Regions from separate parts of the Mus musculus genome. Here all the other regions are linked to region 1. Evidence: chromatin loops called from intact Hi-C (ENCODE). Cell type or tissue: heart. All regions are shown on one strand. Each heading gives the region's core, and the rest is flanking DNA. Links, peaks and the distances in the headings are about the cores only.

Region 1 (5,908 bases), core at 303-5,302:
ATTTTCTGCTGGTAGCATTGTTTTGACCCTCAAAAGGTTTTGATTTTTGAGTTCTTAGGTTTGGGGGTTTGAGACTGGATTGCTCAACTGTAGCCTCTACTGAAAATAACCAGTGTTTGCCAGGCATAGTGTTGCAAGCCTGTTATCCAAGCGCTTGGAAGGCTAAGGCAGGATTATGGGTTCAAGCTCAGCCTTCACTGTGAAGTCCAAGAGCACCTTGGCTATATAGCAAGGTCCTGTCTCACAAAACCCAAAATAAACTAAACTAAGATACTCAACTTTTCCACATCTGGAAATTTATTCCGGAAAGCTCTCACAGAAGCATGAAGAAATGAGTATACAGAAACACTCTCACAGAAACTTGGAAAGGACCCAAATGTCCATAAATAGAGAACTAGTTACATAAACAATTACACAGCCACACAACAGGTCATTTACCGCCATCGGAGGGAATGCCACAGAGCTTCGCACATTTCCAGAAAGAAGCCTACTGCGTTTCAGGAGGGGAGGCGAAGGAGCTGCAGAGTGAGAAGTATACAGCTATTTGTTTTAAAAACAAAAACAATACAGGTGTGTATATGATGATTTTTAGGCATTGTGCACCACACCTGATGAGAGTTGCCTCTGTGGGGAGTTAGAGAGGGAGACTCGCTTGCACCGTTTTACATTTCTGCCTTGTTGGGGTTTGTGTGTCCTGTGCGTTGTGCCTGTGATCAGAAAACACATGGAGCAGACAAGGACACTACCAGGTCAAGTCAGGACAGTGCCCAGGAAGGGAGAGAAATGCAGAGAGAGCGGCTGTGGAAGCTCTGGATGCAGAAGCTCACACGTGTGCAGCAAGAGACGCATGGGGCCCGGGCTGGGGAAGGTGATGACGAGTCTACAGGCACCTTGCTGGGAAGTAAGGTCCTGCCTCATTTCAGTGCCCACATCGTGACTGGTCATCTCCCAGGTGGCAGTCCCTACTCTGGCACTTTCATCTCCAGTATGTGACTGAAGCTCCTTCTGTCCTCCCCCGTGGCATAGCCACGCTCTGCCATTGTCCCTGTGAGCCCAAGCAAGACGAAGGCTTAGGTCACAGAAAGATTAGTTTGTCACATCCTTTTAAATAGCACAACATATCACTTTCTGAGGTCATTTTCCCGCCTCTCTTCTGAGGTTGCCACAGCTGCGTGACGTGTGTGAGTATCGCTGAGTTAGTAGAGCGTGCTCCACAGCTGCTCACAATGGCTGGAAGATCTCTTCACTGTGTGGTCACTGCTTAGAACTTAGGTCTGTGCACGTGTGGGTCTGGATGATGATGATGCAGAAGCTTGGTTCTGCTTCTTCCCGGTGGCTGCCAGGTCAAAAGGAGACACTGTACTCTAGAGCCGGGAAGAGTTCCAGCCTTAAATATGATAAGACTGAAAAAGCCCATGAAATACAATTTCAAAACATTGGCTCCAGGCAGACATTTTGCTCCACTTTTCTTATTGTAATCAGTGTTTTGCCTTTTTTTTTTTTTTTAAGAGATAAAGTGAGGTCTTTGAGCATAGAGGCTGGTAACAGAATGCCTTAGACATTTCGTCTATAAACTAGAGATAATAAATAAAATATAAATAAATAATAAAAATTATATGCCAGGCATGGTGGCGCACGCCTTTAATCCCAGCACTCGGGAGGCAGAGGCAGGTGGATTTCTGAGTTCCAGGACAGCCAGGGTTACACAGAGAAACCCTGTCTCGAAAAACCAAAAAAAAAAAAAAAAAAAAAAAAAAAAAGAGAAAAAGAGAAAAAAATTCTAAACAAAAGTTTATAAACTTAGTTTACAAACTAGAAAACCTGACGGCTCATGATTCTAAAGGCTGAGCACCCACGGGGAGGGCTTACTTCATCCCCCTGCCTCTGCCCCTAAGGGTTGGCGTTAAAGACATTACACCACCGTGCCAGCTCCCGTTCCTTTCTTAATTACATTTATTTTTCCATCTTGTGTGTTTTCGTGTTGGGCATCAGAGCACGCCTTGCTGGAGCCGGTTGTCTCTTTCCTCATCCTGGCTCAGGCTCAAGCTTTTGTGTCAAGCCTTGTTACCTCTGAGCCCTGTCCTGCTGTCTCCTAGATGACTAATACCAACACAGCACAAATTAAGTGAACATTTTTTTAACCAGATGTTTGCTAAAATAAAGACAAAAAAAATAGTTCTTATTGAAAAGTATAGAATTTGTTGGTGATATTTGTCTTTATTGCTTATCCGTCATTCCTGGTCCATTAAAGAACCCCCAGAATATGTACTAATAATATGTAATAATATAACTAATAATAATATCAGTTTCGATATGATGGCAACTTGATGCTATCAGCTTGCTAATTTCATCTTTTCTTTTCTTCTCTTTTCTTCTCTTCTCTTCTCTTCCCTTCCCTTCCCTTCCCTTCCCTTCCCTTCCCTTCCCTTCCCTTCCCTTCCCTTTTCTTTTCTTTTCTTTTCTTTTCTTTTCTTTTCTTTTCTTTTCTTTTCTTTTCTTTTCTTTTTCAAGACAGGGTTTCTCTGTGTTGCCCTGGCTGTCCTGGAACTCACTCTGTAGACCAGGCTGAACTCAGAAATCTGCTGCCTGCCTCTGCTTCCCAAGTGTTGGGCATGCACCGCCATTGCGCGACACTAACCTTGTCATTATAAAAGCGTCTTTACCAAGGTCAGAACTTGTTCTATTTAACTGCAGCTTATTTATAGCTTTAAGATGTGCAGAAGTCTAGCACGCAAAATCTTCAAAAGTGTGAGGCAGGTGCCCCCAAAACAGCTCAGAGGCTCTCGAGTCTCTGTCAGCTGCTAGAGATAGAGATGAACACTGCAGCCTCCAGAACCATCTCCCCTCAAGGAGCCAGGACCCTAGAGAAGCGGATTCCTGATCTGGCTCTCTTTTTTCCCCACGATGGTGGGCTCTGCTGGAGAAACCCGGCCCTGCCAACAGAGGGCGGTCTTGCTCCACGGCCCCAAGCACAGCAAGTCTATACACCGCGCCGACCGACCATAGCCAGGAACAGCGTGAACCAAACGCTACACCAGCACTGCCCCAACTTCACGCTGCCCAACGGTCCAGAGAAACCCGGGTGGGGTGGCTAAGTCCAGGTGGCTCTGGCATGAGCGACTCTCGCAGATGAGGTGTGGGCTGGCCTTATGGGTCCTGCCAAAAGTCAGTTTTAGCCTCTATGCCCCGCAAACGAATGACCCACAAGAACACTCAGTACCACAAATATAAACAGCCGTCTGCAACTTGGAGTCCTCGAAATTTGAAAATTCCAGAAATAACTCTCCTTCACACAACTCCCCGAAGTGACACAGTCTCAGAGACTGAACCGTCTCAACCTTACACTAGAGTGATGTCACCAACACACGTCTGCATCAAAATCGGGGCACTCAAAGAGCTGGGACTGCACATTCCCAAGCAGAGAGGGTGACTGCTCTGTGTTCCTGAAGCAAAGGGACTGCCTGAAGTGGAAGGGAACTAAGCACAACACCTGTCTGTGTGTCTGTCTGTCTGGGTGGGTACAGAGGTATTCATTTTGTGTGATACAAACTCCCATGTAGCTCAGGCCATGGGAGGCCAAAACTGCTAAATTTATTTTTAAAGAAATTTGTTTAAAAAGTATGTATGGGTGTGTCTGTGCCTGCATGCTTGTACAAGTTCAGGTGCCACAGAGGCCAGAGTCATCAGAGTCCCTGGAGCTGGACATACAGATGCTGCACGCCACCTGATGGGTGCTAGGAACCAAACTCTGTCCCTCTAGAAGATCAGTAAGTGCTCTTAACCATGGGACCATCCATCTCTCCAACCCCAGAGGCCACAACTGCTAAATTTAAAAAGTTCTTTCCATTTCAAATGTTCTCTTGCATTTATCATTAACTATCACTATTATTGCTATTATTAACTATTAGTGGGGGGCTGAGGGGAGAGAGGAATGGAAGGAGGAGAGTGGAATACACAGGCGTGAGTGAAGGCCAGAGGACAACTTTGGGAGTCAGTTCTCTTCAACTCCATTGCTGAGGCTTGACCCCACCCCCACCCCCTTCTGATGTGAATACTCGGGCCACATGAAGTACTCCAGGCTACAAGATCCAGGTAATTCTCCTGTCTCAAGTACAGACAGCTTTTTAAATTTTATTTTTAATCTACTTGTTGTTGTTGTTGTTGTTGTTGTTGTTTGTTTTTTGTTTTTTGAGACAGGGTTTCTCTGTATAGCCCTGGCTGTCCTGGAACTCACTTTGTAGACCAGGCTGGCCTCGAACTCAGAAATCTGCCTGCCTCTGGCTCCCGAGTGCTGGGATTAAAGACGTGCACCACCACATCCGGCATTACTATCTTTTTTTAATTAATTAATTAATTTCATGTATGCAAGTACACTGTTACTCTTTTCAGACACACCAGAAGAGGACGTCTGATTCCATTACAGATGGTCGTGAGCTACCATGTGGTTGCTGGGAATTGAACTCAGGACCTCTGGAAGAGCAGTCAGTGCTCTTAACCGCTGAGCCATCTCTCCAGCCCCTTTTAATCTATTTTCATTATTATCATTGTGAGCATGTGGTTTGTATGTGTGTGTGTGTGTCTGTCTGTCTGTCTCTAGGTGAGTGTGTGCATACATTTGTGCCTAGGGAGACCAGAAGAAGGTGTCAGATCCCTTAAAGCAGGAGTTACATGCATTTGTGAATCTTATAACTTGAGGGCCGGAATCCAAACTTCAGTCTTATGATAAAGCAGCAAGTGTTCTTAAGCACAGAGTAGTCTTTTCAGCCTCTAGCCCCCAACTTTTTAAAAGTGGGTTCCAGTGCTGGGCCTAATGGCCCACACTTTTAATCCCAGCACTCAGGAGGCAGAGGCAGGTGGATTTCTGAGTTCGAGGCCAGCCTGGTCTACAGAGTGAGTTCCAGGACAGCCAGGGCTACACAGAGAAACCCTGTCTTGAAAAAACAAAACAAAACAAAAACAAACAAAAAACTAAAGTAAGAATAAGGTCCTGCGCTGTCTGTGGTGATTCATACTTGTAATTCCTGCACTTGGAAAGCTGAGGCAGGAGAATTGCTGCAGTTGGGGTTATATAGTGAGTCCCAAGTCACCCAAGCCTGGGGATATATAGCAACGCCTTTTCTTTTTTTTTAAAAAGATTTATTATTAATTAATTAATTTATTTATTATATATAAGTACACTGTAGCTGTCTTTAGACACTCCAGAAGAGGGAGTCAGATCTCATTAGGGATGGTTGTGAGCCACCATATAGTTGCTGGGATTTGAACTCAGGACCTTTGGAAGAGCAGTCAATGCTCTTACCCACTGAGCCATCTCACCAGCCCAGCAACACCTTTTCTAAACTAACAACCCTGGCGTGGGGTCTAAAAAGAGACACTGGTTCAAGGTAGAGGAGGGTAGAGAAACTGTGACCGTTGGGGCCAGGACAACAGGAGAGTCAGCCTGAGAAAGCCAGAGGCAGACCCTACCTCAGAGGCAGGAGCAACTGAGGAGAATGGAGTTACGAGGGGAACGGGGGCATGGGCTGGGATTTAGCTGCTCTGGTTTCTGTCACCGCCTGGATGCCAGGACAAGAAATGGCATTCACACCAGATGCCTGCACGATCTGAGTGAAGGAAATCATTAGCCCCAAACAAATGCTCACCTCGTGAGCATGGCTCCCTGATCACTCTCTAGATCCCCCAGTGTCTCCACAGAATGAAGAGGGTCATGGGAGAACAGTTGTGTAGTGTTTTAGAGGGCAGTAAGGCTACATAGACAGTGCTGTGGATTTCCACAGCAAGGACACCTCGCTCTTGGGAGGGACAGAGAAGGAATAAAAATCAAGGAAGTGACTCAAAAGCAGAGTGTCAGAGCAAGAGGAGGAGTGGCCCGGGCAGAGGGCAGAGCATGCAAAGGAAGGCTGTGAAG
Region 2 (5,908 bases), core at 668-5,667, 110 kb after region 1:
GGGTAGCTGTTCCTTGGCCCATGCGGGAGGGAGGATGTGGGGAGCGGGGATCTTGAAGGAAAGATGAACTTTTGGTGGCTGGGGAATGTAGCTTGGGGAGGGGCATGGGGGGAAGAGGGTGGCTTCTTTTGTTTGTTGGGTGTACTATGCTTGTGACAGAACCCAGCCAGGCCTGGCCTCTCCCAGAGCTATGGGGAGGCTCCACTACACATTTTTCTGATGACAAACACGGGTCTTTTAGTCAGTTTTTCTTGAAGCCTAAACCAGGACTCCAGTACCTAGCCTCCCAGACCAGAGCATCTTCTAAAGGGATCAGGGGATGGGAACAATGAAATGCAAGTCTGCCTAGGATCACAGGAAGGGGGGGCCTGCAGAAGCAGGGTAGAGCCATGTGAGAACCAGGAAGGTGGTCTGGATCTGCTGACTCCGAGTGACCCTATTCACTTGGCACTGCACCCGGAAAGCCAGTTGCTTCGTCTGTCTGAACCGCAGTTCCCTTGTGCATGACATGAAAGGTGGTTTGGGAGGGTATGGGCCAGAATAAGCACTCGCGCTCTTTTAAAGATTTATTTAATTTACATATATGAGTACATCACCATTGGTCTCGTCAGACACACCAGAAGAGGGCACCAGACCCCATTACAGATGGTTGTGAGCCACCATGTGGTTGCTGGGAATTGAACTCAGGGCCTCTGGAAGAGCAGTCAGTGCCATCTCTCTTAACCTCACCCTCTACTTGACCCTGCAGGAGAAGATGGGGAGCCCCGAGGATGACCTGATTGGAATCCCATTCCCAGACCACAGCAGCGAGCTCCTGAGCTGCCTGAACGAGCAGCGCCAGCTGGGCCATCTGTGCGACCTCACCATCAGGACGCAGGGTCTTGAGTACCGCACCCACAGGGCTGTGCTGGCTGCCTGTAGCCACTACTTCAAGAAGCTCTTTACGGAGGGAGGAGGGGGAACCGTGATGGGAACAGGGGGTGGTGGGACGGCTTCTGGGGGAGCAGGGGCCGGTGTGTGTGAGCTGGACTTTGTAGGGCCAGAGGCCCTAGGTGCCCTGCTCGAGTTTGCTTACACAGCCACACTGACCACCAGCAGCGCCAATATGCCGGCTGTACTCCAAGCTGCTCGGCTACTGGAAATCCCGTGTGTCATCGCTGCTTGCATGGAGATTCTACAAGGCAGTGGGCTGGAAGCCCCCAGCCCCGATGAGGATGACTGTGAGCGAGCCCGACAGTACCTGGAGGCTTTTGCCACTGCCACCACCACAGCCTCAACCTCAGGAATGCCCAACGGTGAAGACAGCCCTCCACAGGTGCCCCTCCTACCGCCGCCGCCACCGCCACCTCGACCTGTTGCCCGTCGCAGCCGCAAACCCCGGAAAGCTTTTCTTCAAACCAAAGGGGCCCGAGCAAACCATCTGGTCCCTGAGGCACCCACAGTACTCACCCATCCCTTGACCTACGAAGAAGAAGAGATGGTTGGTAGATTGGGTAACAGTGGGGGCAGTGGGCTCGGAGATAGCTATAGTCCTCCTACAGGTGCCGCCTCACCTGCCGAGGGGCCCCTGAACTATGAAGTCTTTGAAGGTGAGGAAGAAGAGGAGGAGATGGCATACCCCCCAGGCTACGGGCTAGCCCAGAGTAATGAGCCCTCGCTATCACCAGAGGAGCTGGGCTCAGATGAAGATCCCATCGACCCCGACCTGATGGCTTACCTAAGTTCGCTGCACCAGGACGCCCTGACACCAGGCCTGGATGGCCAAGACAAGCTGGTGCGTAAACGCCGTTCACAGATGCCCCAAGAGTGCCCAGTCTGTCACAAGATAATCCACGGGGCAGGCAAACTGCCTCGGCACATGAGGACCCACACTGGTGAGAAGCCCTTTGCCTGTGAGGTCTGCGGCGTCCGCTTCACCAGGTGAGCACCAGGTGGGGACAGCCCAGAATGGGCTGAGGGTGGCTGTACAATGATTGGTGTGGGGGCCAGCTCTCTGGTGGGTTCCTAGAATGAGGTGGGAGGCCAAAAGAGGCAAACAAGGGCATGCTCGGGAGTGGGCTAGTTCCCAAGAAGATTGAACTGGAAGCAGAGGAGCTCATAGTGCCAGGGCCCATTGAGCTAAGGGCTAATCAAAAAGGGTCTCCTGGGGCAGCAATGGGGAAACCGCAGTGAGGAACAAGGGTGGGTCAAGGCCCGGGGGCGTGGCTAAAATGCCCTGGGGATCCTATCCTGAATCCTGAGTGTCTGCCCTTTCCCCTGCTCGTACTAGGAATGACAAGCTGAAGATCCACATGCGGAAGCACACAGGAGAACGCCCCTACTCGTGCCCCCACTGCCCAGCCCGCTTCCTGCATAGCTACGACCTCAAGAACCACATGCACCTGCACACCGGGGACCGGCCCTATGAGTGCCACCTGTGCCACAAGGCCTTCGCCAAGGAGGACCACCTGCAGCGCCATCTCAAGGGTCAGAACTGCCTGGAGGTGCGCACCCGAAGGCGCCGCAAGGATGACGTGGCAGCCCCTCACTACCCACCGCCCTCGACCACCACCTCATCCCCTGCTGGCCTCGACCTTTCCAATGGCCACCTGGACACCTTCCACCTCTCTCTGGCTCGATTCTGGGAGCAGTCGGCCACCACGGGACCCCCAGTCACTACACAAGGGCCCCCTGAGGAGGAGGAAGAGGAAGGGACACCCACCACACCACAGGCCGAAGGTGCCATGGAGTCCTCTTAAAAGAGGGATGAATGGGCAGGCTGGAACAGCCTGGGACACCACGCCAAGCAACGGGGAGCACATAAAACAAGTGGTATCGGGGTCGGGGGTGCTGAACCTTGTTGGTATCAGAATCGAACGCCTCTTCCCCCCAGAGCCTTCATTCCAATTACAAGCTGAGGTTTTGGGGCACAAGCTCTCTAGATTGGGGTGATCACCCAAGGAGTTAAACATGAAATATATGTCTGTTTGTCTGTCTGTGTGTGTATATATATATGTGTGTGTGTGTGCACGCGCGTGTGTGTGTTACACACACTCTCTGCACACACACACATATATATACACACACAATAAAGGTGGGTCCCTGTCCCCAGCCACTACTGGGGAATTGAAGCAATAATCTATCTCTGATTTGTGGGGTCCCACTTCGGCTATGCGGGTTTCTAGGAGGCTGGGGCTTAGGACCAAATCCTTGCTCTACTCCCATGCCCCCTGGGTTTTGGCTGTGAAGGGGTGGACTGCCCCTCCCTTCCGAGACCCCTCCTTCCTGGTTTCTGTTCCTTTTTCCTGGCCGTAAATTATGCAAAGGGGGGTGGCAAAGGAAGGGTAAGAGGGGGGAAACAAGGTAGAGGCTTGAAAGACTGGGGTGGCGGCGGTGGGGACTGGGCCTGTAAGGACGGAGCCATCCCAGTCCCCCTCCACCCAGTTCCAACGCTGAGTCATGGGGTCCTGGAGAAGAGGAGGGCAGGGTGGCCTGATTGGCTCGCCCGCCCCTGGGGGTAGCAGAAGGTCTCCGCCCAGCTAAGGGAGCTCTCCACCTCTTCCCTCCCGCGTCCCGGGGCAGGGAATGTCTTGTTCCTGGCGCTCCCTCCCTGGGGCCAGAGGGCAGGGCGGGCCGGGCGTCTTACCCTCTTCTCCTCCCTACCTCCCCGCCCAGGTGCAAGCGGGAGCCGCCTCTGCTGCTTGCTGCCCCTGACTCACGCCGCCCCCGGGCTGGCGGGCGCTGGGTGTGGGATGGGGTGAGGGGTTGAGGTAGCCTTGTAGGGAGCGGACAAGCTAGCGCCATCTGGTGGCCATGCCCTGTAAGGGCGAGCGCTACCCCCCAACCCCACCCCCCAGCGACCACTTTTCATGAGCTAGGGTCACACCCAGCCATCTAGGCCTGTGAACGGGTGCCCCCTTGCCAACATGGTGGCTAGGCAAGGCAACTCACTTGCCCCTGGGAAAAGTGAGCTGCGGAGCAGACCCAGAGGTAAGGGAACCTTTCCTCAGACCTTGCCTGGCACTCTTAGGACTGAGTCCACCCCCGTTCTGTACATAGCCTCTTCTGATGGTCTTGTTGAAATCCAATTTCACATTTTTAACTATCAGTTTTCCTGGGGTGGGGAAGAGTCTTCACCCCACCCCTTCCTCGCTGGGTGCTGGACCCCCATTGCGGCCTGGGCTCTGCCTTGCACTATTTACCCCTTTGGCCTAGTGGCCCTTCCCCCTCCTGGAAAGGGGCAGGTTCAGGGGCCCGGTGCTCTCCTCTCCCCATGCACCTCCATGCCCATTTGCACAGCTGCCCAGGTACCCCCAACAGTGGGGAAGGGCCACACAGGGAGGGGTGGCGGGACCAGTCCCTGTATCTATTTAAAAAGTGATGATGTAATATATTAGGAGGGAGGTCAGGTACCCTGGGCCTCATCTTAGCATTTCAGGTGATAGGGGAGCCCAGGGCTGGAGAAACCTGGGGCTTAGTCCCAGAGAGTGGAGACAGTGGCCTCCACTCTCTCTCCTTGTGGCTTCCCCACTCAGTGCCTTAGTGGGGGAACGCATTCCCCTCCCCCATTCCCTTCATCTACCCCTGCCCCTGCCTCGGGTGTAAGTGACAGGAAGAAATAATAATAATTTAAGATTCATATTTGTGTCCACTTTTGGTTCCTTTATTGGGGGAGGGGGGCGGCAGTGGGAGGGGTCGGGAGGGTCTGAGGCTGGGGAGGGGTCTTGTTTGGGGACAGGGATTTCCGAAGTGGTGCCTGGGGTTCTGGGAGAAAGGGGAGGCCCACAAAGCCAGATGAGCTTCTGGGAGATGCTGTGGACGCTTCCTCTGAAGTCACTGCTTTCTGTCCTGGTTCCTGGGAGGAGAGGAAGGACCAGTAAACTCAAAGTCACTGGTGGGTAACCTCTGCCACCGTCCCAGCTCGGGCCCTAACTGCCGCCCTTCTGGCATCCATCCCAGTTCTTCCTTTCCTCTCTTCTTTGTTTTTATAACTCTGTCTCTGTTTTGTTGAGACGGGGTTTCTCTGTGTAGCCCTGTCCCTGTAGACCAGACTGGTCTCAAACTCACAGATCCGCCTGCCTCTGCCTCCCAAGTGCTGGGATTAAAGGCGTGCACTACCACCTAGTGCTCTGAGGACCTGGCAACTGGAATACCTCTCTCCAACCCAGCCAGGGTATCAGCAAATTGCCCCGACTGCTCAAAGGCGATTGTCTCTGTTCCCGAAATTACTCATCCGTTCTTCTCTCCTACCGACCCAGAAAAAGACTTCAACTCTCAAACTCGTGGCTACCATATTTACAAGAGGAAAACAATGGGATCAGCCTTCCAAAAGCTGAGAGAGGACAGTCACTATACATTTCAAACCAACCTGGCCTACAATATTGAGGCCCTGTCACCAAAGGCAAAAAAAAAAAAAAAAACCTCCTCTGACTAAGAACAAAGGCTTCACTATCACCTGCCCCTTAACTCTACCTGGAAGTCCCTCAGCCTCCCAGGGCCAGTTTCTTTGCACTCTTCCTCACAGCAGACATTTCATTCTCTACCACCCACTCTGAAAACTATGTCACTCCCAGACACCTCTCGGGTCTCAGCAGGTGTCCTTGCCTCCTACTCCCTAGAGAAATTGAGGCTGGAGCAGTCTGCAGTCTGTTTAGAAGGGTCTCCACTCTTCAGTCTCAGAGCAGCCCCTCTGGCTACCTCATGCACCATTGCCTGGCCCAGCTCTTCCTCTGGTACCTTAGTCCAGGGCTGGAGGTTGAGCTTGTGCTCTCACAAGCACTCTGCTACTACACTGCATTCATAGACTTCAATGCTCTTTTCCATCTCCTAAATGTACTGGGATGCAGAAACACCTGTTGGTGCCGTGTACCTTGTATGTGAAGCCAATTCTTTATCATCAGGCTTCCTTTTTTTAGAGCCAAGCATGGTA
Region 3 (5,908 bases), core at 640-5,639, 150 kb after region 1:
TTGCCTTTTGTCCTTCTAGGTCTGTGACAGCAGCGGGCACTGCCGCTGTGAAGAGGGCTGGGCACCTCCAGACTGCATGACCCAGCTCAAAGGTAGCTAGAGGATGGGCCCGGGGTATTGGGAAGCTCTGACCATCTCCTCTCTCCTTCGTCCCCTTCCTGACCCCTTTACTCTCTGTCCCTTGACTCTGTGACTCCTGAAGGTGTCTCTGGTTCCTCAGCACCTCACTTCCTCCCTATCCCTGCTCCTCTCTCAGGAGAGAGTTCTTAGCCAGACCCACCCTCAGTTTGGACCTCTCTCCATAGCAACCAGCTCCCTGACCACAGGCCTGCTCCTCAGCCTCCTGTTGTTATTGGTCCTCGTACTACTTGGTGCCAGCTACTGGCACCGTGCCCGCCTGCATCAGCGGCTCTGCCAGCTTAAGGGATCCAGCTGCCAATATAGGTATGAACATCCTGTCCCTGCTGCTGTTTCCTTCAGTCAGGGACAGTCCTGGAGCCCTGATTCTAAAGGCCCCAAGACATTCAGTCCTTACCCCTTGCTTCTAAGTTCCAACTCTCAGATCCTGAGTTTCCTGACTACCATTCCTACACACCTACCTGTCATCTCTGTGTATTTCCCTTAACTTCACCCCCAGATACAAGGGCCACTTCTCTCAGGACCCCAAGGCAGGGGAAAGGTAGCCTTCTTCCAGGATGCTCAAGCACACACAACTACCCTCCAAGGGCCAAAGGGTTCAATTCTCCCAGATCAGCAGGTAGGTGGCTAGTCCCATTTTTTTCTTTGGCTTTCTTCATACTCAGGGCACCCCAATCCTGTCCTCCTGAACGACCAGGACCTCCACAGCGGGCACAGCAGATGACAGGCACTAAGGTAAGCCCTGGATGCCAGAGGAAAGAGGAGTCCACATTACTTGTTAACTCGGGCCTTAGAGGTAGCACTAAGGGTTCAAGACTCAGAAAGACTTGGAGTACTCAGTCAATCCAAGGACTCAGGACCAGTAAGTAGCAGGCAGAGAAACAAGGACAGCCAGAGTGGGTGAGCCAGTCACCACCAGAAGGCTCTGCTGAGCTCTTTCAGCTGGCCCAATCAGTGGCTTTGAGAGATGGTTCTATCCATGCCCTTCACAGCGACCAGAGCCATGGGATAATGGGGCCTTGTGCAAAAGGACCTTCCGTGTGCTAAGATCTGATAAGGCCCAGGACATCATGTGTGAAAGGATGCCAAGTGCCCAGGGCCTAAGCCCTCTACCTTTAATGGCAAGAGGGTGTGTATGGAGTCAGCCTGCATGTCCCCTCCAGCACATGCCACTCCCCGCATGCAGCTCAGTGACCTCACTGCCTCTGGGGCCCTGCTGCCCTCTCTGAACACTAACCCCTTTCTGCCCACATCTGTCTGTTTCCTCTTGCCTACTCTGCCTGTCTGCTCCTCCTGCCTTCTCAGCAAGCTAGTGTGGTCAGCTTTCCAGTGCCCCCCTCCAGGCCGCTGCCACCTAACCCCGTGCCCAAGAAACTCCAGGTAAATCTGGGCTGGGCCTTGCCCTGGCTCAGGACAGGTGGGAGGTGTGGTGCCCAATCGCAGTTCTCATCCCTGCTTCCCCCCAGTGGTGTTCTTCATTAGGAGACCAGGGTGCCCCCTCAGCCTTCAAAGTCCCAGATGCAGCAAAGGGTGAGCCTCCCGCCATGGTCTCTACTACCACCTGGTGGTCTATAGTAGGACTGCAGCCATCCAGGGACTCCGTGATCGATCTGCACCTTCCTTCCCCGGGGCTCTGCGCATGCTCCCGTTTTCCTCTGGACACTCCCACCCCCACCCTCGGCTGAGTTTGCATGTCGACCCCTGGGTAGTGTCTGCACGCTCACTACCTTGGACCATGCTTTCCAAGCCACTGCTCCTCTCTTTGTTCAGGCTGCGCTGGCTGACCGATCCAATCCCCCCACTCGCCCTCTGCCCGCTGACCCTGTGGTGAGGCGCCCAAAGGTAACAGTGAGGGGGAACAGGACATTGCCTCTCCTACCTAGAGCAATGGTGGCAATGGGAGACAGGTTGCCTCCCTCTGTGCCTGACGGCATGTATCCCAGTGGCACCTTTGGTAGTGACAGGTTTGTTTGGAGACAAAAGTGACCACTAGCACGGCTCTTAGAACCCCTACATTGTGGGTGAGAAACATGACCTCTTTCCAAACTGGCCTTCTTTCTCAGTCTCAGGGGCCTACCAAACCCCCACCCCCAAGAAAGCCACTGCCTGCCAACCCACAGGGCCAGCACCCACCAGGTGACCTGCCTGGCCCAGGAGATGGAAGCTTGCCGCTGGTGGTGCCCTCCAGGTAGGTGAAGAGGGTGTTGCTGAGGTTAAGTGACTTGCTGCCAGCGAGGCATCTAGGCAGGAGTTCTGACCATTTTCCTTCTTGGCTTTTCTAAACTCCAGGCCAGCTCCACCACCCCCTGCAGCATCTTCGCTCTACCTCTGACCTCTGGAGATTTGGCTGCCTCCTTCTCAAGCTCTAAGACTCAAAGAAATGGAACCTCTGCCCCAAACACTAGAGAAGCAGGAGAACAGACAATCTGGTGTCCAGCCCTAAAGAACCACCAGGCGCTGTTAAGCAATACCTGGGGACGCACTAAAATAGCTGCAGCGGGATGCTGGGGAGGGGCCGAAGCCGGGGCTGGAGTAGGTGGCGGAAGGACATGGACACTGTCTATCTCTGCTCTGTTGTAATAAATGTGAGATCTTGGAATGTGTCTGCTCCTGGAAGCTGGGTAGTTCCTGCTGTTTGCAGGTCTGGCCACTAGGAGACGCTGCTGGGTCAAACCAGGGCCTGTAGAATAGGATCACTTCCCAGAAAGGGTCAACAAGAATGTGTCACTTAGGATGCCTCTGGCTTGCTTCTGCCCAGTCTGGGTCCGATGGCCTCTGGACTCCCAAGTTCTCCCCAGCAATGCTGCTCAGCCCCCACCACAGCTAGAGACAAATGACCTAAGTCGTCAGACCTGCATCCCCACCCTCTGACCAGTGGCTGGGAAAATGGATCTAACTGGTGTTCTCAGAGCCCTGAGCCTGGGTGGAGCAGGGCAGCGGCTGCTTGGATTCCAAGGCTTCACACCTGCCTCCTCCACTTCCCTGCCCCCACCTGAAGGTTCCAGAACAAAGGTGCTTTGTGCTTTGTACTGATTGCTACCACCTCATCATTTAGACCTCAGGACTGAGGACTCCTGGGAGAGAGGTGTGTGCGGATAAGGGGCAGGCTGTGTCCCACAATGGTCACCCAGCACGATGCTCTAGAGGAATGTCAGGGGTGTCCCCAGAGCCACTTCAGTCCTTCCCCTTGTACCATCTGCGTGTGCAAAGCAAAAGAACAATGCATGGAAGGTAATTCTGCTTCAGCCTCCAAAAGTATCTGGGGTATCAGGTGCTGGCCATCATGTGTGTGTGTGTGTGTGTGTGTGTGTGTGTGTGTGTGCGCGCGCGCGCGCGCGCACGGCACCTATGTACACACTTTCCTACCCCCAAATAGGAACTTGCTGTGTGCTGACTAGAATGCTGGATTCTTCTATGGGTGTACTTCATGTGCCATCCAGCTCTGACCTCCCAGACTTCAATGAGGCTTTCTACCTTGAACCAATGAAGACACAAAGGACAAGATCTAAACATAAACCGAACCGGCCCTCTTAGGTGGTGCTGCATGAACCCCGTGGCTGTAATCCCAGCACTGGAGAGGATAGAGCAGGAGGATCATTGCCAGTCTGAGGCCAGCCTGGCTTATAATAGAAGTTCCAAGCCAGCCAGACTTTAGTGTTAAGACCCTGTTTTAAACAAAATAAAGTACAACATAGGATTTGAAAGAAGACAGCCTTGGTAAAGTGCTTACCTGAGTTTGGATAACCAGCACCCGTGTAAAAAGCCCTAAGTTTAGTGGTTTATTTCTGTAACCCCTCCGTGGGTGGGAGGGGTGAGGTGGGGCTAGGAAACAGGAGCACCCCCTCCTACCCCGACCCCAAGCTTACAGGACTGCAAGCCAAGCCAATCAGGGTTCAGTGAGAGACCCTGTCTCAAAAAATAAGGTGGAGAAGGAATAGAAGCGCCGACACGTACACACACATAGAAAACCAAAACCCTCAAGCATTAAGTCCTTAGTGGAATATCCACCATGCCACCCTCTTCCAGCACAGTGAGATAACAAAGGGACGCTTTGGCTAACCTGGAGCGCTCGGGGCACAGGAAGCACAAAGGGTTAACAAGAGTTGGCGCTGAGTAGAGAGGCGGAGACAAGTTTTCATTGGTGGAAAGTTACCCAGGGCTGTGGTCTAGGAGCCTCCACACCCCTCCTCCGTTCCGTACCCCCCACCCCCCTCCACTTTTGTACCTTTCTCGCCGGGACAGAGAAGTGGGCCGGGACCAGCCGGGCCAGACCAGACTGGACCCCAGGGGCGATGCGGCTGCTGCCCCTGCTGCGGACTGTGCTCTGGGCCGCGCTGCTCGGCTCGCGCCTGCCGGGGTGCTCCAGCCTCCGCCACCCAATCTACTGGAACTCCTCTAACCCCAGGTAGCACGGCCGAGCGAGGCGAGAGCCGAGCTGGGCCCGCGCGCTCCCAGGCTGTGCGCGCGCCCGCTGCTCGCCTTTTTGCAAGGCGCTGTCTGAGCCCTGCCCAGCCGCGCGATGGGGCTCCTTTGTTTGAGCCGGCGGGGGAGGGGCGAGGCGTGCCCGGGGGTCCCCCCCCGCCCGAACGTGTGTGTGGGGGCGAGCGGACCACCCTAGTCCTGAGGGTGGTCGGTTGGAGTCTGAGAGCAGGGAGCTGAGGGGGCCTGGGCCCCGTATTCCGGGTCCCGCCCCCCTTTTCTAGGGAGCCCAAACCTCCGGCGGGGCAGGAGCTGGGGTGGACCGCTGAGAACCAGGGAGGGATTTTTACCCAAGTGAAAGAACGTTGAGTTCCTCTCTGGTTCTGAGAGCCTCTCGGGCCCCTGGATATCTCTGCTTCCATCTTGATCTTATTTCTGTCCAATCCTGGCCCTGTTCTTCCATCTGATTCACCTGTGGGCCAGTCATTTGACCTTGCTCACCTCAGTTATGTCATCTACAAAATGGGCTAATAATACCCAGTACCCTGGGAAGCAAGTGGACTGACTGAGGTCAGGCTTGTGGAAAGGAGTGCCGCTGTACAGATTTCAATGCTTATTTCTTCCCCTCTGCTGAGCTGGCTGCCTTTGAACCTCGGTATTTTTTGCTGTTTGCATCCTGCTTCCCATTCCTCCCTGCCTCTCTGCCTTCCCCATCTGTTTTCCTTTCTGATTTTCTACTTCAGACAATCTGTGGCTCTGTTCATTTATTCACTAACATTTGATAAGCACATACTCTGTGTGTGTGTCAAGACCAGTGCTGAGCTGCTGGGCTTTACCAATGAAACCCTGCCCCGTGGGAGGCCACAGCCCCCCAGGGAGGGCAGGCCTAAAGATAGTCATTCCAATACCAATACCGGGTGATAAGCGCTATTGTCCTGGACTCTGACTTCTTCTATCTCAGTTCCAGACCAGTCCCTCAGCCCCCAGCTCTTGTGTTTCTAGTTCATTCACCAAATTCACAAGTATTTCCTGAGCTCTGGCTTGGCAGGGGGTGTTTCTCCACACCCAGTGTGATGAAGCATACAAAGATCCTATCTCCCCTCTGTTCCTGGTTCCTTCTCTGGCTAGTGGTCAGAGCCTAGCCCAGGAATCCTTCTAATCAAGAGTCGACACAGCAGGTGGTTCTTGGCCACCCACTGAAGGATGTTTAGAGGCCTTTTCTAAATCATGCTTTGTTGTGTGCGTGCCTGTGTTGGACTCATTCGGTATGTGGTGCTTGGGGGGTGGCCTGTCCGGCCCTTCTCGCCTGTCCTGGCCCCTTCGGGCTGCTTCTGAGAGGAGAGGAAGAGAA
Region 4 (5,908 bases), core at 490-5,489, 89 kb after region 1:
TTAGAGTCTACGCTGGCCAGTAGAAGTGGGTCCCAGAGTCTGAGGTCTGAGCACAAAGGCTTTTGCTAGAGGAGAGGATGTCTGGCAAAGGGAACTGGCGGATGGAGGCAGCAGAGTCCAGAGCTGTATGCTGTGGGGACAGGTAGTGGGGGGCTGGTGGGAGGAAAGAAAGAGGAAGACTCATGGAGACTCAAAGCAAGCCACAGCTGGAGAAAGCTTTCCCACTTTCTAGACTGGATGATGCTTTGACTCTTCTCACAGCCGGCTACTTCAAGCAGGGTGTGCTGCTCACATTTATAATCCAGTCATCCAGCAAGGGGATTACTTCCAGTTTGGGGCTAGCCAGGGCTGCACAGTAAGTTCAAAACCAGCCTGGGCTAAAGAGTGGCCCAGTTTCAAAAGAGCAAAATATTTATTTTAGCAGGGCGAGATGGTGCACGCCTTTAATCCCAGCACTAGGAAGGCGGAGGCAGGCGGATTTCTGAGTTTGAGGCCAGCCTGGTAAACAAAGTGAGTTCCAGGACAGCCAGGGCTATACAGGGAAACCCTGTCTCGAAAAACCAAACATATATCCAAAAAAAAAAAAAAAAAAAAATATATATATATATATATATACATAATTTTATTTATGTATGCGAGTATGCTTTCTTCAGACACAGCAGAGGAAGGCATCAGACCCCATTACAGATGGTTGTGAGCCATCATGTGATTGCTGGGATTTGAACTCAGGACCTCTGGAAGAGCAGCCAGTGCTCTTAACTGGTAAGCCATCTCTCCAGCCCGAAAATCATTTTAAATAAATAAATAAATAAAAGTCTCAAGCTGTAGCTCTGTCCCACTCACTGTGTAAATGAGGCTGGCCTCAAACTCAAAGAGTTGCCTGTCTCTGCCTCCTGAGTATATTTTTTAAAGTATACTTTAGGGTTGGCAAGATGGCTCAGTAGATGAAGGCACTTGCTGTCAAGCCTCCTCATTCCAATCCCCAGGACAGGACACACATGATGGGAAGAGAGAACCAACTCGTGCAAGCTGTCCTCTGACCTCCACACCTGAGTGAGTGTCTGTGTGCTCAGGAGGAAAAGTAAACTTCAAAAGTAGGCAGGCTGGAGTGTGGTGGTGAAACCTATCTCAGAACCAAGCAACAAACAACCCTACAACAAAAGTAGGAAAGATAACTAATGTTAAAGGGGATTATTTCACATTAACTTGAATAAACAGGCCCAAGAAGGGAAGCGATTCATCCCAAGGTCAGAAGAACAACACTCTTTAGTAGAACAGACATTCAGTGCACCCACGTTTCCACATCTCAACTTTAGGGCTTGCCAGGTGGGTAGCACACACACATCTATCTTCCCTTCGATTCCGGAAGCTGACGTGGGCAGTTTGATCCCCGGAGGTGGAGAACAGCAGGAGCGATATAGTAAGACTCCTATCCAGAAAAGAAGAAAAAAAGAGAGAGAGAGAGAATCAAAATCAGGATTCCTCGTTAACCTTCCTTCCTCATCTGATTGGTTTAATTGAGCCAGGCAGTAGTGGCACTCAGCACTCAGGAGGCAGAGAGGCTGGCTGATCTACAAACCTACTCTACAAAGTGAGTTCCAGGACAACTAGGGTTACACAGGGAAACCCTGTCTTGACAAACAGAAAAAGAAAGAAAGAAAGAAAGAAAGAAAGAAAGAAAGAAAGAAAGAAAGAAAGAAAGAAAGAAAGAAAGAAAGGAAGGAAGAAAGGAGGGAAGGGAGAGAGAGAGAGTTTAGTGGCCCAGGAGGCAGAGGCATCCCTCCTAAGCAGAAGCTGATTCCCATCAAAGCTCCAAGATCACTGTGTCCTTTACTCCTCGGACCAACTTAAGGTCCCATCTAAATACCTTTTGACTACAATGGTTTCCTTAACAAGAACTTTCCCATTTTTCTTTTTTTTTTTTTTAAAGATTTATTTATTTATTATATGGAAGTACATTGTAGCTGTCTTCAGACACTCCAGAAGAGGGAGTCAGATCTCGCTACGGATGGTTTGTGAGCCACCATGTGGTTGCTGGGATTTGAACTCTGGACCTTCGGAAGAGCAGTCGGGTGCTCTTACCCACTGAGCCATCTCACCAGCCCTCCCATTTTCCTAGAAGAGAAAAAGACATGTGGCAACTTTTCCCAATGCTCTCACCCCAAAAGAGCTACTCAGGCCTTGAACACTCTAGGCTTCAGGAGCCTAGGACAGGGTGGGTAGAGAAGCAAGATACCAAGACAGAGAGGGGAGTTACTGCCTGCCCTGGGCTCCTTGAGGCCCTCTAGCAGGCACAATAGATAGGGGTCTCTTTGGGGTTGAAAGGAGCAGACTAGACCAACAAGCTAGAAGTGACCTTCAGGTATCACAGCAAGAGAAAAGCCTTCTATCCAAAATGTCTGTAGGTTACATTCCAGGTAGAACCAAGGGTGCAATGTGAGAGACAGAGTTGGGGGTGGAGCACAAAGAGGTAAGAAAGAAATCACAGTAAGATGAATCTGAGGGCCAAGAGGGACAGCCCCACATTTTCACAGCAGACAGAGAGGAGAAGCTGGCAATCACACATCTGGGCACAGACACCTCTAGGCACAAGGAACAAAGCTCTCATTTGCATTTCGTTTACATAGGAGTTATTTCCCCATCCCTACGAAGAAGCCTCTGGCTTCTCAGACTTAAGCGTCTTTCCCCAGCCTCCTAAAAAGTATCCATTCCAATCAGTTAGCTACGCACAGCTCCTTACTTATCTGGCCTGGTCTGAAGAACCGCTACCCTAACCCATAACTGGAAGGGGTTTAGGAGCCTTTCGCCACCTAGTGGCAGGTAGGAAGCAGGCTGCGCGCAGAGGGGTTCTGTTTTGCCTGTCTGGGACGTGGAGTTTTGGAAAATGTTCCCCGGAGCTTCCTGAAGCTAAATTTACCTCCCCCAGCCCTGGGGGGCGCAGAGATCCCAGCGGCGATTAGCACTGCGCTGCAGCGGGCTCCAGCCGAGAGGCCCAGAATAGGCGCGCAGTTATAAATAGTGCTACCCGCAGGTGTGGGGGGTAGTCGGCGGGAGGGGGTACCCTTGGCAGCCACCGCCTCTTCAGGTGGGTTGGGCGGTCGCGGTAGGGGTTCTGGGGGGCGGCGGGAGGGAGGGGGCTGCGGTCTGAGCGCCCCCAGCGGTTTCCTGGGCGGCGGGTTTTTCGAGGGAAGCGGAGGCAGCCGCGGGAAAGGGGCGGGGGAGCAGCGATTAGGTGGGCGCCTGGAGCAGACCGAGGAGCTGCTTTCAGCTCAGTGCCCCCACCAGAAACAAGCCCCCAGACTCACTTTAGGACCCTGACATGGAAAGCCTCGCCTCCAGCCGCACACTTCCTCCGGGACTCTGCAAACTTGTAGCTGCTCAACTCTTCTGTGTACTTGGACCAGCCAGTCTCGAAACCAGGCCGCCACCCAGAGTCACTATTCCCAGCCTTAGTTATAAAGTCCTTCTTGCTGCGGCTTTTATCCTTCTCAGGGCAAACATCTCATTCTCGGGGTATTTACTCACCTACTTCTCTCGTGCATTAAAGTCTAGAATCTAGAAAGTTGCCTGAAGATGTAAGTCTGAATGTGAGGATGGGGGACGCTCACCAGGAAGCCCCTGCACACCCCACACTTGCCTTCCAGTTCTATAGCAGCTCAGGTGTATATGGGATTGATATGGGGGTCAGGGGAGACGCCAGATTCCCAATAAGGGGGCGGGGTTCCACCAGCGCTTCTTGGCCTCGGTCTCTGGTTTGGCAGTTACGACCCAAAGCGGGGGAGGGGATTTAGACAGAAATTTCAAGTCCGTGTTCCCCCAACATGAAAGGGAACTAATAACTATTTGTACCACAAGGAAAAGCAAACATGGAAACATGAAATGGAAAAGAGCCACTAAGGAACTAACAGTAGATTTCCAGAACTGCTAAAGAATGATAATCCAGCCGCAGAAAGACCCGGGTTGTGTCTAGCCAGAAGCAATTCCAGAGGCAGGGGTGGAACAACAAAGCGGTTCGCGTCTAAGTCCCTTAGAGCTAGTGACAAGACCCTCACTCTTCTGGAGCCCTGGGCCACTTTCCTACCCTCTCCCAAATCTTTTTCCTAGATCTTGTACCCTTCTCGTGAAAGCAGTTTTCCCTCCACTTTACTTAGGTGTCTAGTACTGTTGCCTAGCACGGCTTACTCCCTGGTCAGCAGGACCCTGACAGTAGAAGGAAGGGAAAAACCCTAGTCCAGACACATCTTGCTCGGAATCCTTCCGACAGTCCTGCGGGGCCGCTAGGAAAACCTGGAGCAAAGATCAGACTTGACCTAGGGCGTGCTGGTGTTGGGGGCGGGGGAAAGCGGGACAGAAACAGATAGGAAAACCCGGAACGGATTGCTTGAGCCAGAGTTCCTCATGCTAGCCACTGGTCCCTATTGCCCCCCTAATTCTCCAGTGAGATAATGTCTGGGGTGAGGGGCTGTTTAGTTTGGCTTGAGCCCTCCGGGGCGCCTCACACTTTCCGCCCCTGGCTGAGGGGCAGAGCAGCGGCCTCGAGGCTGAGTCATGGGGGGGGGGGGGGGGGGAGAAAGAGGGAGGGAAGGGCCGACTCCACCCCTCCCCCTGCTTGGGGATCCCGGGTCAGCCCGGGTGAGGGCCAGGGCCCCCCTGGCACCGCCCATTGTGGTCCAACAGGTTGAGCTGGTGTCCTGCGGAGCCACCTGCTGGAAAGGGAAGGAGGCCCCCTGCGGAGGGAGCTGGGAAAGAGAACAAGTCCGACCCGGTTCCGCCTGGCCTGCTGCTGCGAAGCCGAACCTGGTCCTAGAGAGCGGGATTTGACTCCGTTTGAAACGAGTAGGAGGGGCCCTTTTGGGGTCTATAGCATCGCCAGCCCAGTTGTAAGCGTCCCTCAGAGACTACCATTCTTTGGGTCGGGCACTTAAATACGAATACCGGTTTTTCCCAAACCCACTTAAGCAAACATCCTAAACCACCCAGGTCTCTATCGTCACCTCGGGGTCTGAGTGAATCTGCGCCAAGATCCCTCCACTGTAGGGTCTCAGTTTCTCCACTAAAAGTACCGGCTGGTTGAAGGCAAAGCGTCGGGGCCCCAGAGGGAGCGCACCTCCCCCTTCCCCTTCCCAGACTCAGTCCCTCCCCTTTGAAAATGCCAAGGCAGCAACGGGCACTGGCTAGAGCGCAAAGGCTCCTTGCCCCGGGCACTGTTCCCTCCCCGCGGGGCGCCGTCACGCGTGGGGAGGGACACAGAGTGCCCACAGACTCGACTCCCCCGCTCCCTCGGAGGGGGATGGGCCAAGAGGCTGAAGCTCAATGTCTAGAGGTTCTCTCTCTTCCTGGGGCTCTGACCTGGTTAAAGCCCCTCGGCAGGACCCCACTCTTTCTAAATTTTAGGTCTTCATCCCCAGCAGCGTATCCGTAACCTCTCATACCATTCCCTCCCCAGGTGGTGACCCTACAGAAGCCCCTCTTGAAAGAGAGGAAGTCCCTGAGGGGGCTGCTCCATTCCCTGGCCACTGCGGACACTGTCTTCGGCCTCCCTCCCCTTCTGGTTTCTGGCCAGCCCAGGCTCCACCCCCTCCCTGGATGAACCCTAGGCGCGTCCCACATGGGATAGGCGGGTGTTCAGGCCAATGGATGGGCAGGGCGGTGGCGTGCAAGGGGTGGAGCTGGGCAGCAGCAGAGGGCTGGACGGGGGTCGGAGGCGGAGCTCCAGTTAAGGTGGACCGGAGGAGATAGTGGTAGAAAGCAGAGAGGGAGAGGGATCGCGGCAGGTGAAGGGAGTTTGAAGGAAAGAAGGGAAAGGAAAAGGGTGGGAAAGGCTCAGGGAGCGAAGCAAAATCTCGGAGAAAAGGGACGAAAAGGAGGGAGGGACCCATATGCTCCCTGCTGGAACTAGCTGTTGGAA
Region 5 (5,908 bases), core at 283-5,282, 170 kb after region 1:
TCGCCAGTGTGTCCAGATTTCTCTTCTGCGCTGTCTCCTCTGCTGTGGGCCTCTCTGGACTCAATGCTGACTCTTTGCCGTTTTTTTTTTTTCCCCCAAGTCTTGCTTGGTTCTCATTCATTTCCTCCCTTTCCCGGTTTCTGGCTTCCCCTCTCTCTCTCTCTCTGTGCCTCCCTCCCTCCCTTTCCCTTTCGGGCGAATCCGTCTGTGTTCGCCTCCCCTCTGTATATGGCAGAGTCTTTCCATCCCTGTATGTCTCGCTTTCGGCGGGTCCTCGCTCTTCTCCGCCGCTGCAGATCAATAAACCTCCGCCGCCGCTGCTGTCGCTACTGTCGCAGGGTCGAGGGGCGGGGGTGACCGGCGCGCTGCTTCCCCTCCAGGACGAAGCTGGCGGGGCGCGGGGGTGTCAGTGTGCAAGCGCCGCCCTGGGAGCGTTCCCGCCGCCGCCGTTGCCCACCCCCACCCCCCAGCCTTGGCGCGCGGACTCCACGCCGCGCACACGTGGTCGGGCCTCGCCTGCTGGAGCGGGCGGCGCGCAGCCTCGGGGACGCGCAGTAGAGGGGAAGAACCTAGTCTCTGCATTTTTCTCCACTCTCTTAACTCTACATCTTGACTTCTAAAGCCGAGGATAGGGGTTTAACAAGTTCAGAGTCTCTTGGGAGCCTTTCCGTTCTCCAGGGTCTTGTTAGACACCCTGTTTACCTGCCCCTAATTGTCCCAGGGGGAGACGTTTGCTCCTTCTCCGCTCCCCCACCTCCCGTACTGTCCCCCGCGGACACTGAAAGCTGAAGGCTGAGTTCTGCGGGCCTAGGAAGCAGGGGCGCTGTTGATGTGAGAAGAGTCGGGATGCCCCCAGGGCGTTGCAAGCCGGTGGGACACAGTAAGACCTATAGAAGAACGGGGAGGACGCCTTTCTGCGGAGAAGTAGGAGGCAACAAGGAGATGACATGGAGGGCTGAATGGAAACTCCCTGAAGGAGCAGGGCACACAGTCCCCAGATGCTAGCCCACCCCACGCTGAGAGCAGGAGGGGGGTAACCCTCGAGGCGTGGTTAGCAGCTGGGGCCTATGTGCACCTCCCTCGCTGCTAGGCTAAGTAGGATGACAGATTCAATTAAAGAGGTTGTGCCTAACAGACAGGTCGGGTCTCCTAGGAGTTATGGTTTGGGATTCCTGGCACCCGGCCTTCTGCTCTCTCCACCAGATACCAACTGGATACAGCTACCTTGCCAGCAGGTTTTGAACCAAGTGGCCAGGTTTTTTTTTTTTTTTTGGGGGGGGTGCATTTCTGGGGCTTTTCTGCCGTCAATCACAGAGATAGGTAAGAGGAGGCTTCTTCTCTTGTCGCTGTCACACAGCAACCACTAAATATACCCAGCTCACCGTCTTGAGGAAACTGAGGCACCACCTGTAGGAACATCTTTGGAGTTGGCTTAAAATCCACTGTAATGGGTGTGTGGTTGGAAGGGATGGGGCAGCTGCAGGGAGGAGCTGCTTCCAAATCAAACCGGATACACGGGTGAGGCCAAGGGAACAAGGCCCCAGGGGAGCTATGGGGCTGCCCCAGGCCTGCCACCATGTGCTGGCTAGCTGGCCGCCCCCTCCCCAGGTCCTTAGGGAAGGAACAGGAGCCTAGGGTTTAGGGTGGACACACAATGCATGGGTGGTGCCTGGGAGCAATCAGGCCTTGTCTAACCCGTTTTCCTGCTCCCAGCGCCCCGTCGAGACTCCTGCCCACCTGAGTGCCAGGGACAGGGAGGGGCCTGAGTGACCCATCACTCCCATGGGAACCAAGTGGGACTGGTGGCATTCCTGATGACTCAAGAAGGCTGTGCCCGTTCTTACTAGAGAGTCCAAACACCAGCTGTTACCCATCTGCCTCGTTCCTAGTCTTGGGGACCGGGCAACACAAGTACAGCCAACGATGTTGGGTAATGACAGGGAGGACCCTCAAGGCCTCATCCCAAGAAGAGGCCTCCAAGATCATTTCCCTAATGTGTCTAATTATTGTTTGTGAAACAAGGTTCTGCTTGGTGACATGGGGAGCCAGTTCTTTCCCTCAGTGAGTTCTCAGGGTCTAGGGACCCCGATGGATTGACATTTTACCCTGTGGCCCATGCTTCCCTGTGCCCACAACAGTCCCATAGCACTACCAACATGTGTGCATACTTGCCTTAAAGAAGTTAAAGACGACTTCTACCCGATCTTCCACACGTGTGGATTGAGCTGCCTCTGACTCCCTACACCGTTCAGTGCCACCACAAAGGATGTCCACAGCAACACTTAGATGGGACTGTCAGGCAGGCGAGACTTCCAGGGCATCCAGATCTGCTTCTCTGTCGCAGAGACTCATCTGGAATGTGGCAGACACAGTCATCTTGTCTAGGCGCTGTGCTATTGTTACTCTGCCTATCCTGGGGGTTGGGGGGGGGGGGCAGTGGCATCTAGGTGGAGAAAGATGTGGAATGAAGCAGAAGTCCTAGCAAGATGACAGGTCAAACCCGAGCTCTTCAGCTCCCTGGTCTGTGTCAGGTTATTGGGGACCTAATGGTTTATGGCCTCAGGATGGAGGGAAATAGGACTCAGAAGCACAAAGATAGAGGTCTTGTCATGTAGGAGATACAGGGCAAACCCCTGAGATTGTTGGGACCAGCTAAAACTGGCATAGGCGCAGCACACATGCAATCTAGCTCTTCTGAGTGTCTGCCGCTTGTGAGTGGGTGGTGGACATTTTTGTGTTGGTGCCATAGAGCTTGTGCATGCATGTGCGTGAAGCTGCCATACATGTGTGTATGAGGGCAAGTCCTGTCGGACTGACCTGGGGTGGACCTGCAGCAGCAAAAGGCATTCTGGGAGAAGAGAGAAGGGAAGAGAGAGAGAGAGAGAGAGAGAGAGAGAGAGAGAGAGAGAGAGAGAGAGAGACAGCGCGAGAGAGCTTGGGTTCCAAGGAAGGGATCTCTCTACTTTCACCCTACCCTTCCATTCATTCCTTCAGTCCCTCCTCTGGCCTGCTGAATTATGGGGAATGGTCTAAGGAAATCCGGGCCTAGGTCTGGGAGTCGTTGGGGCCTGTGCGTTTCTGTGGCAACCAGAGCTAGGTTCCTTCTTTTCTCCGCCCCTCTCCCTTTCCTCTCCTTCCTTAGGAGGTAGGCCAGGCTTCCTTGTGCTTTTGCTACCCTCTGGTGGCCACCAGGGGAAAGACAGGCCCAAAAGGAGAGGACACAAGGGACTGGCACACTAGACCACAGGCACAGAAATGGGCTGAGAAAAGATTGTAGAAAAAGCCAAGAGAGTGAGGGACTGAAGTGTTATGATCAAAATATATATATAGTGTTCTAATGAAGGTCCGTGGGGTGTTGACAGGGTGTTGACATGGAAAGCCTTGGAGCATTGGAGTTTCTTCTCTGACCCACTTCATTTGTCCACAGCCTGCGGCGAGAGGGCTACACCGTGCAGGTGAACGTGAACGACTATCTGGATATTTACTGTCCGCACTACAACAGCTCAGGGCCTGGCGGCGGGGCGGAGCAGTACGTGCTGTACATGGTGAACCTGAGCGGCTACCGCACCTGCAACGCCAGCCAAGGCTCCAAGCGCTGGGAATGCAACCGGCAGCACGCCTCGCACAGCCCCATCAAGTTCTCCGAGAAGTTCCAGCGTTACAGCGCCTTCTCGCTGGGCTATGAATTCCATGCCGGCCAAGAATACTACTACATCTGTGAGTGCCGGGTCCTGGGTCTTCTGAATGACAGGGTGGGGTCCCAGGGATCCCCGGCCAGCCGTTGTAGTGGTCACCAGGGATAGGCTTCAGGGTTTCAGCTCTGAGAAGTTGCAAGGCTGTGGGGATGGGGTGACAGTCCCAAATTTGGGTCGCAGAGCATTTCTGTTGGGATGGGCTAGCCACGAAGTCATGGTGACCAATGTCCAAAGAAAGATTGGAGCAGAGACTTGGGGACACAGCCGGATGCGGGCAATTTGGAGGGGGATGGGAGTCTATGTTAAAGCCGCAAGGGCACCAAGTGAGTGAAAGAAATCTCCTCCCCAGCCACGCCCACTCACAACCTGCACTGGAAGTGTCTGAGGATGAAGGTGTTCGTCTGCTGCGCCTCCAGTGAGTAGCGTCGGTTTCCAACCACGTCCGCATCCTTGCCTCCCTGCTTTGGGGCTCCCTTGGCTTCCTGGGGATGGGGGCGGAGGGCACAGGCGACCGGGATGGCTCCCCAGCTGTAGCAGGGGGAGGGGGTCCTGGCCCTGACTTTCCCCTCCTCTCTCCCCACCCGCACCCCACCCCGCAGCATCGCACTCCGGGGAGAAGCCGGTCCCCACTCTCCCCCAGTTCACCATGGGCCCCAATGTGAAGATCAACGTGTTGGGTGAGTCTGCGCAGCGCCCTCTTGTGGCCACTGCTGGAATCGCAGCCCCCTTCCCAGTGCATGCTTCCCACCCACCCCCTCCCGCATGCCTTCCCATGGGACACGAGCCCTTCCGGCCCCTCCCCCGTGGGTGGTCACATCTCTGGCTCCACTGCTGCTGCTGCTGCCGCCGCCGCCGCGTGCCCCCCGCCCCAGCGCACAGCACAGCCCTTACCAGTTTGCCTATTTATCTTTCCACAGAAGACTTTGAGGGAGAGAATCCCCAGGTGCCCAAGCTTGAGAAGAGCATCAGTGGGACCAGCCCCAAGCGGGAACACCTGCCTCTGGCCGTGGGCATCGCCTTCTTCCTCATGACGCTCTTGGCCTCCTAGCTCTGCCCCTTCCTATGACAGAGAGAGGTGGGAAGGGCTGAGAAGGAGCAGGGAGCTTGCTGTGGGGCCTACATCCTTCTTCCCATGGTTGGGAGCGGGGTCTGCACTGTACATCTCTCTGGGCCTGCCCTCTTTGCCCACACACTCTCTAGGACAGGCACCGTAGTGGATCAGGCACAGGGACAGCCACAGGTCCCAGGTGGCCTGTGGCTTTGGTAATGTTTGGTACCAAACCTGGGGGCTATAAAGGCAGTGCTCAGGACTCCCTGGCCCCTGGTACCTTTCCCTGACCCTTGGTGCCCTCCCTCTTTGTCCCCCAAGAGGCAAATATGCCCCAGAGAGAACAAACGAAGCATGGGAGGTGCCCCCTGTCCTCTCCTCTGGGGCAGAACATGGGGAGGGGACTAGGTGGGTGAGGGGTGGAGCCTCAGGCTGCCCCTCCCCCTGTTTACAGCAATAAGCATGTCCTCTCCCTCCACTCCCACATAGAGGACTGTGGTTTGGATTGAATCCAAGTTTACAAATAGACACCCCTGGGGGGGAGCAGGCAGTGGACAGGGGTGGGCATCGGGGTGCCAGACAGGCATGTACAGACTCTATATCTCTATATATAATGTACAGACAGACAGAGTCCCTTCCCCTTCTTAACCTTGACCTTTCTCGACTTCCCCTTCCAGACTCAGACCCCTTCCCCTACCAGGTTAGGCCCCCCTTGGGACCCCCCTGGCCCCTCTTTTGTCTTCTGTGAAGACAGGACCTATGCAACGCACAGACACTTTTGGAGACCGTAACAACAATGCCCCCTCCCTTCCAGCCCTGAGCCGGGAACCAACTCCCAGGACCTTGCCCTGCCCACCCTAAGTGGTCCCCACCCATCCTGGGCCTTTTTCAAGTGCTTTGGCTGTGACTTTCATACTCTGCTCTTAGTCTAAAAAAAATAAACTGGAGATAAAAATACCTGAGTGTGTGTGGTTTCAAGGGGCCACGTCCCTCTGTTTCACTGGCTGAACCAATCCTGTGGGGCTCAAGGCCCGGGTGAGCAGGCATTCTAGGTTAGAGGCCACAGAGTGGAGAGAGGGACAGAGCTTCAAGTTGAGCCCGGGTGACTTTGGGCAGGTTCCTTAACCTTTCTAGGCTCCGGCTTCCCACAGGGAAAGTGGTGTGA

What was found. A loop is a pair of places that touch in the nucleus more often than their neighbours do. Peaks named below come from ENCODE experiments on the same cell type or tissue, not always from the same donor. Only the 100,000 strongest peaks of a DNase experiment are listed, where the experiment ranks them.
Region 2: it touches region 1 in a loop (8-fold over the local background); 12 of 42 quality-filtered maps call a loop at or near these places.
Region 3: a loop joins it to region 1, with 4 times the contacts of the local background. A loop is called at or near these places in 27 of 42 quality-filtered maps.
Region 4: a loop joins it to region 1, with 6 times the contacts of the local background. A loop is called at or near these places in 8 of 42 quality-filtered maps.
Region 5: it touches region 1 in a loop (6-fold over the local background); 17 of 42 quality-filtered maps call a loop at or near these places.

Annotation. Positions count from the first base shown.
Region 1 is chr3:89,482,402-89,488,309 of GRCm38, reverse strand. No RefSeq gene overlaps it. Among named protein-coding and RNA genes, the nearest start is that of Pmvk, 26 kb to the right of the region's middle. In heart, for the core only: a CTCF peak has its summit at 2,942 (motif pointing right); a DNase peak (open chromatin) is centred at 3,079; H3K4me3 peaks cover 760 bases; H3K27ac peaks cover 428 bases.
Region 2 is chr3:89,376,356-89,382,263 of GRCm38, reverse strand. Dcst2 (DC-STAMP domain containing 2) reads right to left here. Exons shown (of 15, transcript NM_001370853.1): 15 at 4,621-4,834. The coding sequence ends at 4,813. It overlaps Zbtb7b (zinc finger and BTB domain containing 7B), which reads left to right. Exons shown (of 3, transcript NM_009565.5): 2 at 749-1,920; 3 at 2,270-4,620. The coding sequence starts at 755. The coding sequence ends at 2,738. Among named protein-coding and RNA genes, the nearest start is that of Gm15417, 13 kb to the left of the region's middle. In heart, for the core only: a CTCF peak has its summit at 3,776 (motif pointing left); DNase peaks (open chromatin) are centred at 2,293, 2,503, 3,593, 4,233 and 2 weaker places; H3K4me3 peaks cover 1,420 bases; H3K27ac peaks cover 1,622 bases.
Region 3 is chr3:89,336,473-89,342,380 of GRCm38, reverse strand. It overlaps Efna4 (ephrin A4), which reads left to right and starts at 4,353. Exons shown (of 4, transcript NM_007910.2): 1 at 4,353-4,543. The coding sequence starts at 4,431. It overlaps Adam15 (a disintegrin and metallopeptidase domain 15 (metargidin)), which reads left to right. Exons shown (of 23, transcript NM_001037722.3): 17 at 20-92; 18 at 306-444; 19 at 804-873; 20 at 1,444-1,518; 21 at 1,909-1,980; 22 at 2,202-2,326; 23 at 2,428-2,741. The coding sequence ends at 2,470. In heart, for the core only: CTCF peaks have their summits at 1,709 (motif pointing left) and 2,792 (motif pointing right); DNase peaks (open chromatin) are centred at 1,570, 2,700, 4,460, 4,600 and 1 weaker place; H3K4me3 peaks cover 3,594 bases; H3K27ac peaks cover 2,876 bases.
Region 4 is chr3:89,393,480-89,399,387 of GRCm38, reverse strand. Gm15417 (predicted gene 15417) reads right to left here. Exons shown (of 2, transcript NR_040403.1): 2 at 609-1,429. It also overlaps a transcript of Zbtb7b not described here. Among named protein-coding and RNA genes, the nearest start is that of Zbtb7b, 3.1 kb to the right of the region's middle. In heart, for the core only: CTCF peaks have their summits at 2,826 (motif pointing left) and 4,713 (motif pointing left); DNase peaks (open chromatin) are centred at 2,907, 3,637, 4,537, 4,747 and 1 weaker place; H3K4me3 peaks cover 3,354 bases; H3K27ac peaks cover 3,378 bases.
Region 5 is chr3:89,314,272-89,320,179 of GRCm38, reverse strand. Efna3 (ephrin A3) reads left to right here. Exons shown (of 5, transcript NM_010108.2): 2 at 3,428-3,717; 3 at 4,045-4,110; 4 at 4,295-4,372; 5 at 4,613-5,908. The coding sequence ends at 4,743. It overlaps Gm15998 (a long non-coding RNA gene), which reads right to left and starts at 3,434. Exons shown (of 2, transcript XR_003954662.1): 1 at 2,975-3,434; 2 at 1-2,352. In heart, for the core only: CTCF peaks have their summits at 4,190 and 4,392 (motif pointing left); DNase peaks (open chromatin) are centred at 3,159, 4,389, 4,829 and 5,129; H3K4me3 peaks cover 3,082 bases; H3K27ac peaks cover 1,474 bases; H3K27me3 peaks cover 3,124 bases.